Regions from separate parts of the Homo sapiens genome. Here region 2 is linked to region 1. A link is a contact called in ENCODE Hi-C or POLR2A ChIA-PET data. All regions are on one chromosome and are shown on one strand. Each heading gives the region's core, a stretch centred on a gene start or an enhancer-like site at or near the end of the contact. The rest is flanking DNA. Distances are from core to core; before and after follow the strand shown.

Region 1 (5,228 bases), core at 701-3,200:
TTTGTACTGGGCTAAGATAGTAGGATTTTGTGATTTTTCAACATTAGGTCTACTGCCCAGGAGTAGGAATGAAAGAAATAGGATAATGATTCTGAATTGAAGATAGACCCCGTTGCACCTGGGGAAGGATTGACAGAAAGAGAACGTTGAATGTCACAAGGGTATTTTAGAGGGAAAAAATGGAAGCAGAAAGGAAAAACAGACTGAAACGGTAGAGAGAAAAGTGCCTGCAGGGAGGGCTTGGTGAAGAAACATCATTGTAGTGAAATGAATGAAATGTTCAACCTCTCTCCCCCTGCAAAAAAACAAAAAACAAGGAAAATCTTCTCTTTATATAATCTAAAGTTTTTACGTAAGTAAAAAGGAACAGGTAGGCCGGGTGCCGTGACTCACACCTGTAATCCCAGCACTTTGGGAGGCCAAGGCGGGTGGATCACCTGAGGTCAGGAGTTCGAGACCAGCCTGGACAACATGGTAAAACCCCATCTCTACTAAAAATACAGAAATTAGCCAGGCGTGGTGGCAGGTGCCTACAATCCCAGCTACTCAGGAGGCTGAGGCAGGAGAATCCTTGAACCCAGGGGGCAGTGAGCCAAGATCGTGCCATTTCACTCCAGCCTGGGCAAAAGAGTGAAACTTGTCTAAAAAAAAAAAACAGGTTTCTTTGAATTTTTTTTTTTTTTTTTTTTGAGATGAAATTTTGCTGTCACCCAGGCTGGAGTGCAATGGCACGATCTCAGCTCACTGCAACCTCCGCCTCCTGGGTTCAAACGATTCTTCTGCCTCAGCCTCCAGAGTAGCTGGGATTACAGGCACCAGTCACCACGCCCGGCTAATTTTTTGTATTTTTAGTAGAGACGGTTTCACCATGTTGGTCAGGTTGCTCTCGAACTCCTGATCTCAGGTGATCCACGCGCCTCGGCCTCCCAAAGTGCTGGGATTACAGGCGTGAGCCACCACGCCTGGCCGAATTTTCATAAATGATTTGAAAGAAAATGAGCTCATTCTTTCTTTTTTTTTCAGACGGAGTCTTGCTCTGTCGCCATCCTGGAATGCAGTAGCGTTATCTCGGCTCACTGCAACCTCTGCCTCCTGGATTCAAGCGATTCCCCTGCCTCAGCCTCCCAAGTAGCTGGGACTACAGGTGCGTGCCACCACTCCCGGCTAATTTTTTTTTTTTTTTGAGACAGAGTCTTGCTCTGTCGCCCAGGCTGGAGTGCAGTGGCGCGATCTCTGCTCGCTGCAAGCTCCACCTCCCGGGTTCATGCCATTCTCCTGCCTCAGTCTCCTCAGTAGCTGGGATTACAGGCACCCGCCACCACACCCACCTAAGTTTTTGTATTTTTAGTAGAGAAGGGGTTTCACCTTGTTAGCCAGGATGGTCTCCATCTCCTGACCTCATGATCTGCCCGCTTCGGCCTCCCAAAGTGCTGGGATTACAGGCGTGAGCCACCGCGCCTGGCAATTTTTGTATTTTTAATAGAGACGGGGTTTCACCATGTTGGCTAGGATGGTCTCCATCTCCTGACCTTGGGATTTGCCCGCCTCGGCCTCCCAGAGTGTTGGGATTACAGGTGTGAGCCACCGCGCTCGGCCGAGCTTATTCTTAAAATACAGTAAAAACTTTAAGCTCTCTTTTAAGGTTCTTGTGGCTTGTTGCAGGAGATAGAAGAAAGGTGAGAAGCAGGCAGTAAATGGAAGCAGAAAGAGACACAAAGTTGTGACCACTAGGTTGTGACATGTTTGGGTTTTTTCACTTGAGCTGTATACTTCTTTGGTATTTCACGCCCTAGCCTGGTCCTTAGATTATGTCTTCTCAGGTCTTCTCCCAGTGCACACAGCAACAACAGACTGACCTGAACACCTCCGCCCACACACACCAAGCCTGGGCAAGGGGAAGGTAAAACTACCCACTTTGGGCCTACATGCAGTGAGGCCTTTCAGATACTGATAAAACATTGTTGCCCCCTCATGTGGCCAATGCTGGAAATACAGCTGAGACACGTATTCCAGGGCAGTGTAGCAGCCTCAGCAACTGGGAATTTGTTAGAAATGCATATCTCGGGATCCATCCTGACCTACTAAATCAGAATTTTGCTGGACCCTACCCCCAATCTGTCTGTTTTTTCTTTTTGTTTTGTTTTTGTTTTTTGAGATGGAGATGGAGTCTGGCTCTGTCACCCAAGCTGAAGTGCAGTGGTGTGATCTCTGCTCACTGCAACCTCCACTTCCCGGGTTCAAGTGATTCTCCTGCTTTAGTCTCCCAAGTAGCTGGGATTACAGGCGCGAGCCACCATGCCTGACTAATTTTTGTATTTTTAGTAGAGATGGGATTTCACCATGTTGGCCAGGCTGGTCACAAACTCCTCACCTCAGGTGATCCATCCGCCTTGGCCTCTCAAAGTGCTGGGATTACAGGCATAAGCCACTGCATCCAACCCAAATTTGTTTTTTTTTTTCTTTCTTTTTTTTTTTTTTTTTTTTGAGACCAAGTTTCGCTCTTGTTACCCAGACTGGAGTGCAATGGTGCGATCTCGGCTCACCACGACCTCCACCTCCCGGGTTCAAGCAATTCTCCTGCCTCGGCCTCCCGAGTAGCTGGGATTACAGGCATGCGCCACCACGCCCGGCTAATTTTTGTATTTTTAGTGGAGACGGGGGTTCTCCATGTTGGTCAGGCTGGTCTCGAACTCCTGACCTCCTGATCTACCCGCCTTGGCCTCCCAAAGTGCTGGGTTTACAGGTATGAGCCACTGCACCCGGCCCCAGATTTGTTTTCTAATAAGCTCTTCAGATGATCCTGATGAATGCTAACAGACTTGAAAACCGCCATTCTCAACCCACATGTTAAAACATGTTAATATCTTCAACTGCCCCATATCTGCCACACACACTCCCCCCAGAGTGATGTATCCTTTCTTTTTTTTTTCAGATGGAGTTTCACTCTTGTTGCCCAGGCTGGAGTGCAGTGGTGCAGTCTGCAACCTCTGCCTCCTGGGTTCAAGCGATTCTCCTGCCTTCCGAGTAGCTGGGATAACAGGCGCCAGTAACCACACCCAGCTAATTTTTGTATTTTTAGTAGAGATGGGGTTTCTTCATGTTGGCCAGGCTGGTCTCGAACTTCTGACCTCAGGTGATCCAACTGCTTCGGCCTCCCAAGGTGCTGGGATTACAGGCGTGAGCCACCACGCCCAGCTTTAATTTCTGGTTTAAGAGTGGAGGCCAGGCGCGGAAATGGGGAAATGGAGTTTCCCTATGTTGCTTAGGGTAGTTTTGAACTCCTGGGTTCAAGTGATCGTCCCATGTGGGCCTCCCAAAGTGCTGGGATTACAGGCGTGAGCCAACATGCCCAGCTTTAATTTCTGGTTTAAGAAGAGTGGAGGCCAGGCGCGGAAATGGGGAAATGGAGCTTCCCTATGTTGCTTAGGGTAGTTTTGAACTCCTGGGTTCAAGTGATCCTCCCATGTTGGCGTCCCAAAGTGCTCGGATTACTGGCTTGAGCCACCATGCCTGGCCAGAGCCACTTTGGGAAGAGCAGTCTATACTTACCCTTTGTTTTTTTGTGACGGAATTTTGCCCTGTCACTCAGGCTGGAGTGCAGTGGCATGATCTCGGCCCACTGCAACCTGCACCTCCTGGGTTTAAGGGATTCTCCCGCCTCAGCCTCCGGAGTAGCTGGGTTATAGGCACCCAGCTAATGTTTGTATTTTTAGTAGAGACGGGGTTTTGTCATGTTGGCCAGGCTGGTCTCCAACTCCTGACCTCAGGTGATCCACCCACCTCGCCTTCCCAAAGTGATGGGATTACAGGCATGACCCAATATGCCTGGCTTTTTTTTTTTTTTTTTTTTTTTGAGACAGGGTCTTGCTCTGTTGCTCCGGCTGGATTGCAGTGGTACAATCATAGCTGTGAGTTTGAACTCCCAGGCTCAAGTGATCCTCTCGCCTCAGCCTCCCAGGTAGCTGGAACTAAAGGCATGTGCCACCATGCCTAATATTTTTTGTATTTTTTGTACAGACCTGGTCTCCCTATGTTGCTCAGGCTGGTCTCAAACTCCTGGGCTCAAGTAGTCTTCCCACCTCGGCCTCCCAAAAGTGCTGGGATTACAGACATGAGCCACTGATACCCAACACTAACCTGGCTAAGGTCACCCAGGCTGTAGAGAGGTAGAGCTGGGACAATGGCCTTTATCTGACTCCAGCATCCTCAGGATTTCCTCCCTTATCTGTAGAATGTGGATAAGATGACCAAGAACACATCCTAGAGGGCACGATAGCCAGGATAGGACTGTTCTAGGAACACACACGAGGCGTGTTAAAGAAGACTCAGAAAGATGAAAACCAGGAAAGAGCCCTGTGGCCGAGATCTACTCTGTATCCTAGAGTATTTTATGTACTTTTTGAAGCATTTTTTCACCAGTACTTAATAGCAACTGTTAGATCAAGCATTAGCTCCAGAGGAGTAAAAATCAGATTCCACAGATTTGTACTAATGTATCTAACACAGGTGGTAATGGCTTTTAAAAAAAAAAAAATGAAAAACAGTCCAGGCCGGGCGCGGTGGCTCACGCCTGTAATCCCAGCGCTTTGGGAGGCCGTGGCGGGCAGATCACGAGGTCAGGAGTTCCAGACCAGCCTGGCCAACATGGTGAAACCAAGTCTCTACTAAAAATACAAAAAAATTAGCCAGGCATGGTGGCAGGTGCCTGGAATCCCAGCTACTCAGAAGACTGAGGCAGAAGAATCCCTTGAACCCAGGAGGCAGAGATTGCAGTAAGCCAAGACTGCACCACTGCATTCTAGCCCAGGCAACGGAGCGAGACTCCGTCTCAAAAAAGTCCAAACACACTAGGGGTTAAATAAGCTGCTTCTCTTTCCACTGTTTATTATTAATGTACAAAATATACAAAACCAAAAAAAAAAATACTCATCCTCAAATCCATTTTGGCTCTAACCCAAGACCCTGCACAAAACCCAACCAATCCACTGTTTTCATAGAAAACAACTGATGCCAAAGTGAAGGAGAGAACTGGGAAAGGGCAAAATCATCTTGTTGAATCCACCCAGGAAGGCGCCTGGTGGGGATTCAGAGGTGGTTGACAGGGTGAAGTACCTGGAAGCCTCCTTCACGCTGGCAAGGTTCCAGGTGGGAGCAGGGAGTGAGCTGACTCCCAAAGGCAGTGCATGTAGTGTGACTTTCAGGCCCAGCACGCCGGGCCCAAGTTGATG
Region 2 (5,228 bases), core at 1,542-4,041, 81 kb before region 1:
GTTGGTAATTATTTTTTAAAAACTAAAAACTAAAAACTACAAATCTCTTCTTTTTCTTTTTCTTTTTTGAGAGACAAGGTCTCACTCTCTCACCCAGGATGGAGTGCAGTGGTTTGACCATCGCTCACTGCAGCCTCAAATCCTGGACTCAAGTGATCCCCTCACCTCAGCCTCCTCCTGAGTAGCTGGGACTACAGATGCACACCGCCATGCCTGGCTCCTTTTCATTTCTTAACTGTTTTAAAAGAAATTACATAAAACAACAATTATAAAATTACAGTGTTGGGTTTGTAACATCTAAAGATAATGTGTGTGTATATATGCACTCACACACATATGACAATAATGGTACAAAGGATAGGGAAAAGATGGAGTTACATTGAAACAAAGGAACCACATCAGATTGTAAGTCCAATCCACAAGAACAAATCATCAGAAACACTAAATAAGTTTCATACGAAAAACTTTAAGTGTATTTTACTAATTTCTTCTCTTAATTTTTTAAAAGACGTAGAATTTGGCTGGGCACAGTGGCTGACGCCTGTATTCCCAGCACTTTGGGAGGCCGAGGTGGGTGGATCACCTGAGTTCAGGAGTTCCAGACCAGCCTGGGAAACAGGGCAAAACCCCGTCTCTACTAAAAATACAAAAATTAGCTGGGCATGGTTGTGCTCACCTGAAATCCCAGTTACTCAGGAGGCTGAGTTGGGAGGATCTCTTGAGCCTAGAAAGCAGACGTTGCAGTGAGCCGAGATCATGCCACTTCACTCCAGCCTGGAGTACATCCCTACACCCCCTCAGGTTCAGTCTGAACTGAACAGGGGATACCTGTGAAAGGAAAATAAATCTTGGGGCCCGAAAATCACTAAGCTAAAGGGAAAAGTCAAGTTGGGAACTGCTGAGAGCAAACCTACGTCTCATTCTATTCGGTCACTCCTCTGCTTACTGAGATAAATGCTATCTGATTGCCTCCTTTGGAGAGGCTAATCAGAAACTCAAAAGAGGCCGGGCACAGTGGCTCACACCTGTAATCCTAGCACTTTGGGAGGCCGAGGCGGATGGATCACCCGAGGCCAGGAGTTCGAGACCAGCCTGGCCAACATGGTGAAACCCCGTCTCTACTAAAAATACAAAAATTAGCTCAGCGTGGTGGCACATGCCTGTAATCCCAGCTATTCGGGAGGCTGAGGAATGAGAATCGCTTGAACCTGGGAGGTGGAGGTTGCAACAAGCCAAGATCGCACCACTGCACTCCAGCCTGTGCAACAGGAGCGAGCCTCCATCTCAAAAAAAAAGAAACTCAAAAGAAAGTAACCATTTGTCTCTTATCTACCTATGACCTGGAAGCCCCCTCGCCACTTGGAGTTGTCCCACCATTGCTTCAAGTTGTCCCGCCTTTCCAGACCGAACCAATGTTAATCTTACATATGTTGATTGATGTCTCATGTCTCCCTAAAATGTATAAAACCAAGCTGTGCCCTGACCAACTTGGGCACATGTCATCAGGACTTCCTAAGGCTGTGTCACCGACACACATCCTCAACCCTGACAACATAAACTTTCTAAATTAACTGAGACCTGTCTCAGATATTCAGGGTTCACACTCCCCTGGACCCCCTGACTTTCTTCAGGGCACTGGCCACTTTCTTGTCTGTCTTTGGACACTCTCCTCTAGAAGTCTTTGAAATTCTTGAGGCAGGAAGGACCAATTCCCAGCCCTGAATCTTGCATAAAGTGGGTCCTTTTTAAATGGAAATACGGCTACTCCTCAAAGGAAGGCTAGGAATTTTGCTCTGTGTGACCCTAGTCGTAGTTCTTCACAGAGGGCTCCATTTCACTTGCCTTTCCTTCTGCTTTTTTCTTCACTCGTTTCCCCACAGAGCAAGACAAAAGAAGCCGGCAAGGATGGCTCTGGTCAGGGTCTGCCTTCAGCCACCCAAATGGGATTGCAAAGAGGAGGACAGGGATGGAAAGGGGAAAGTTTGATTTGGTTTGGTTTGCTTAGTCTTTCTATTGGTACCACTTCCTTATCCCAACCTCATCATCTTCCCCGATCCCTACCAACCCACTGCAGGCATATGAGCCCTAAAATCTGGGAAAGGCTTTTTTCCCTAGGGGCCCTGGCCTCACAGACTTGCCCAGGGGGGTAAATTCTCAGTGGCTCAGTGGCACGTGCCTCACGTCCTCACCGGCAGCCTAGATAGATAGATAGATAGATAGATAGATAGATAGATAGATAGATGATAGATAGATATATAGTTTTTTTTTTTTTTTTTTTTTTGAGACGGAGTTTCGCTCTTGCCGCTGCCCAGGCTATAGTGCAATGGCGCCATCTCGGCTCACCGCAACTTCCGCCTCCCAGGTTCAAGCGATTCTCCTGCCTCAGCCTCCCGAGTAGCTTGTATTACAGGCATGCGCCACCACACCCGGCTAATTTTGTATTTTTAGTAGAGAGGGGGTTTCTCCATGTTGTTCAGGCTGGTCTCGAACTCCCAACCTCAGGTGATCCGCCTGTCTTGGCCTCTCAAGTGCTGGGATTACAGGGGTGAGCCACCGCGCCCAGCCGGGAGCCCCTATTTTAAGGACGCTATTGCTGTGGAGGAGTAACCCCACTTTTAGGAATCCTTTTCCGTGCGAAAGGCTGTTTGAGATCAGGCGCAACAACTTCTCCCGCTCAGGTTACCCTCAGAAAGGCTATGGACCCCGGACTCCGCCCCAGATTGCATAACAACTGAGGGGTGGGTCCCTATTTCCTCTCTGGGATCTGTAGCCAATCATTCACGAGGTAAACAGAACGACCGAGTTTCTCTCAGCCGAGAACTGTGGCTGCCCCTCCGGTGAAAACAGAGGAAGTGGGAGCGGCAGGAAGCGCTTTGGGACCAGGGCGACCCCTGAAGCGTAGAGGAACCAGGTCACAAGCATACGTGAATGCTCACATTCCATAGTTATCAAATGTATTCAGGTTTAAATTTTACTTTTCTAGAAAAAATGTAAATAATCCGTTGAGAATATTTAATGAAAAATGTTGGTCGTATCTTTATCTGGTCTGCGGCTCTGTCCCTGTTTCCTGGATAGGAGACTACGTCTGTATCTTGTATCACAGGAGGCACCTTCTTCCTGTTTCCTGGCACAGACTTGTAAGTGAATTTCCTGCCCGCCTCCGCCCACAGCGTAAGCCGCGCTGGAACAGCTCACTTATTGCCCCAGATGTATGTGGAGTAACCGCCTTCAGTTTCCTGGTTCTGAGTTTCCGTGTTACTCAAGCAATGCTTCTGCTGAATTTGTCTTTTTTTTTTTTTTGAGACAGAGTCTTGCTTTGTCGCCCAGACTGGAGTGAAATGGCGTGGTCTCGGCTCACTGCAGCCTCCACCTCCTGGGTTCAAGCGAGTCTCCTGCCTCAGCCTCCTGAGTGTGCAACTTATCTTTTTATTTTATTTATTTATAATTTTTTGGCTAATTTTGGCTATTTTGTGTCTGTGTGTGTATTTTTAGTAGACATGGGGTTTCACCATGTTGGGCAGGCTGGTCTCGAACTCCTGACCTCAGGTGATCCGCCCACCTCGGCCTCCCAAAGTGCTGGAATTACAGGCGTGAGCCACCGCACCTGGCCTATTTATTTATTTATTTATTTGTGACTGAGTCTCGCTCTGTCACCCAAGCTGGAATGCAATGGCGTGATCTCGGCTCACTGCTACCTCCACGCCCCAAGTTTAAACAATTCTCCTGCCTCAGCCTCCCGAGTAGCTGGGACTACAGGTGTGCACCACCACATCCAGCTAATTTTTTGTATTTTTAGTAGAGATGGGGTTTCACCATGTTGGTCAGGCTGGTCTCGAACTCCTGACCTCAAGCGATCCACCCACCTTGGCCTCCCAAAGTGTTGGGATACAGGCGTGAGCCACTGCACCTGGTTGAATTTCTCCTTTTAATTGGAGGTTTCATTTTATTTTTCTTTATTTATTTTTTTGAGACGAAGTTGCACTCTTGTTGCCCAGGCTAGAGTGCAGTGGCGCGATCTGGGTTCACTGCAACCTCTGCCTCCCAGATGCAAGTGATTCTCCTGCCTCAGCCTCCTGAGTAGCTGGGAATACAAGCACCCACCACCATGCCCAGTTAATTTTTGTACTTTTAGTAGAGACAAGGTTTTGCCATGTTGGCCAGGGTGGTCTCAAACTCCTGAGCTCGTGATCTGCCCACCTCAGCCTCCCAAAGTGCTGGGATTACAGGCGTGAGCCACCGTGCCTGGTCTCGTTCTTTATTTTTTATTTTATTTTTTGACACCAGATCTGCTCTGTTACTCAGGCTAGAGTGCAGTGGCATTGAGAGGTGACAACCTGCTAGCAGCCCTTGCTTGCTCTTGGCGCCTCCTCGGCCTCGGTGTCTGCTCTGGCCGGGCTCGAGGAGCCCTTCAGCCCACTGCTGTGCTGTGGGGGCCCCTCTCTGGGGCTGGCTGAGGCCGGAGCCGTCTCCCTCTGCTTGGGGGGAGGTGTGGAGGGAGAGACGCCAGTGGGAACAGGGGCTGCGCGTGGTGCTCCCGGGCCAGTGGTGTTCCGGGTGGGTGCGGGCTAGGCAGGCCCTGCACTGGGGGCAAGGTTGGCGTCGCCTGCTGGGCTTGATGGGGGGGTGGGGGAGGAGCGCCCTCTGGGCTGCCGGAGTGCCCCACTAGGCGCGGCAAAGTCCCGGGAGTGCCATTGAGAGGTGAAGCCAGCTGGGCTTCTGGGTCTGGTGGGGACTTGGAGAACTTTTGTGTCTAGCTAAAGGATTGTAAATGCACCAATCAGCACTCTGTGTCTAGCTAAAGGATTGTAAACACACCAATCAGCACTCTGTGTCTAGGTAAAGGATTGTAAACGCACCAATCAGCACTCTGTGTCTAGCTAAAAGTTTGTAAATGCACCAATCACCACTCTGTGTCTAGCTAATCTGGTGGGGATTTAGAGAACTTTTGTGTCTAGCTAAAGGATTGTAAACTCACCAATCAGCACTCTGTGTCTAGCTAAAGGATTGTAAACACACCAATAAGCACTCTGTCAAAACGGACCAATCAGCTTTCTGTAAAATGAACCAATCAGCTCTCCGTAAAATGGACCAATCAGCTCTCTGTAAAATAGAACAATCAGCAGGATGTGGGTGGGGCCGGATGGGGGAATAAAAGCAGGCCACCCAAGCCAGCGGCGGCAACGTGCTCGGGTCCTCTTCCACACCGTAAAAGCTGCTTTGTTCTTTTG

What was found. Hi-C counts contacts between places; a loop is a spot of excess contacts on that map. ChIA-PET counts read pairs that join two places held with the same protein, here RNA polymerase II (POLR2A). Pooled maps may share reads with other maps.
Region 2: a pooled map shows a loop between it and region 1 (2.7-fold over the local background). The contact joins the promoter of LINC02569 here to the enhancer-like site in region 1. A Hi-C loop is called at or near these places in 6 of 50 pooled maps. POLR2A ChIA-PET finds 5 or more read pairs at or near these places in 10 of 52 experiments (A549, A673, GM12878 and 7 more).

Annotation. Positions count from the first base shown.
Region 1 is chr6:30,595,546-30,600,773 of GRCh38, forward strand. PPP1R10 (protein phosphatase 1 regulatory subunit 10) reads right to left here. Exons shown (of 20, transcript NM_002714.4): 20 at 4,868-5,228. Among named protein-coding and RNA genes, the nearest start is that of MIR877, 14 kb to the left of the region's middle. Within about 2 kb of position 1,951, at least 4 of the 41 ENCODE cell types and tissues checked have a DNase peak (open chromatin) inside an H3K27ac peak, as active enhancers do.
Region 2 is chr6:30,513,475-30,518,702 of GRCh38, forward strand. LINC02569 (long intergenic non-protein coding RNA 2569) reads left to right here and starts at 2,792. Exons shown (of 2, transcript NR_149088.1): 1 at 2,792-3,137. RefSeq lists enhancers at 596-1,373, 4,476-4,975.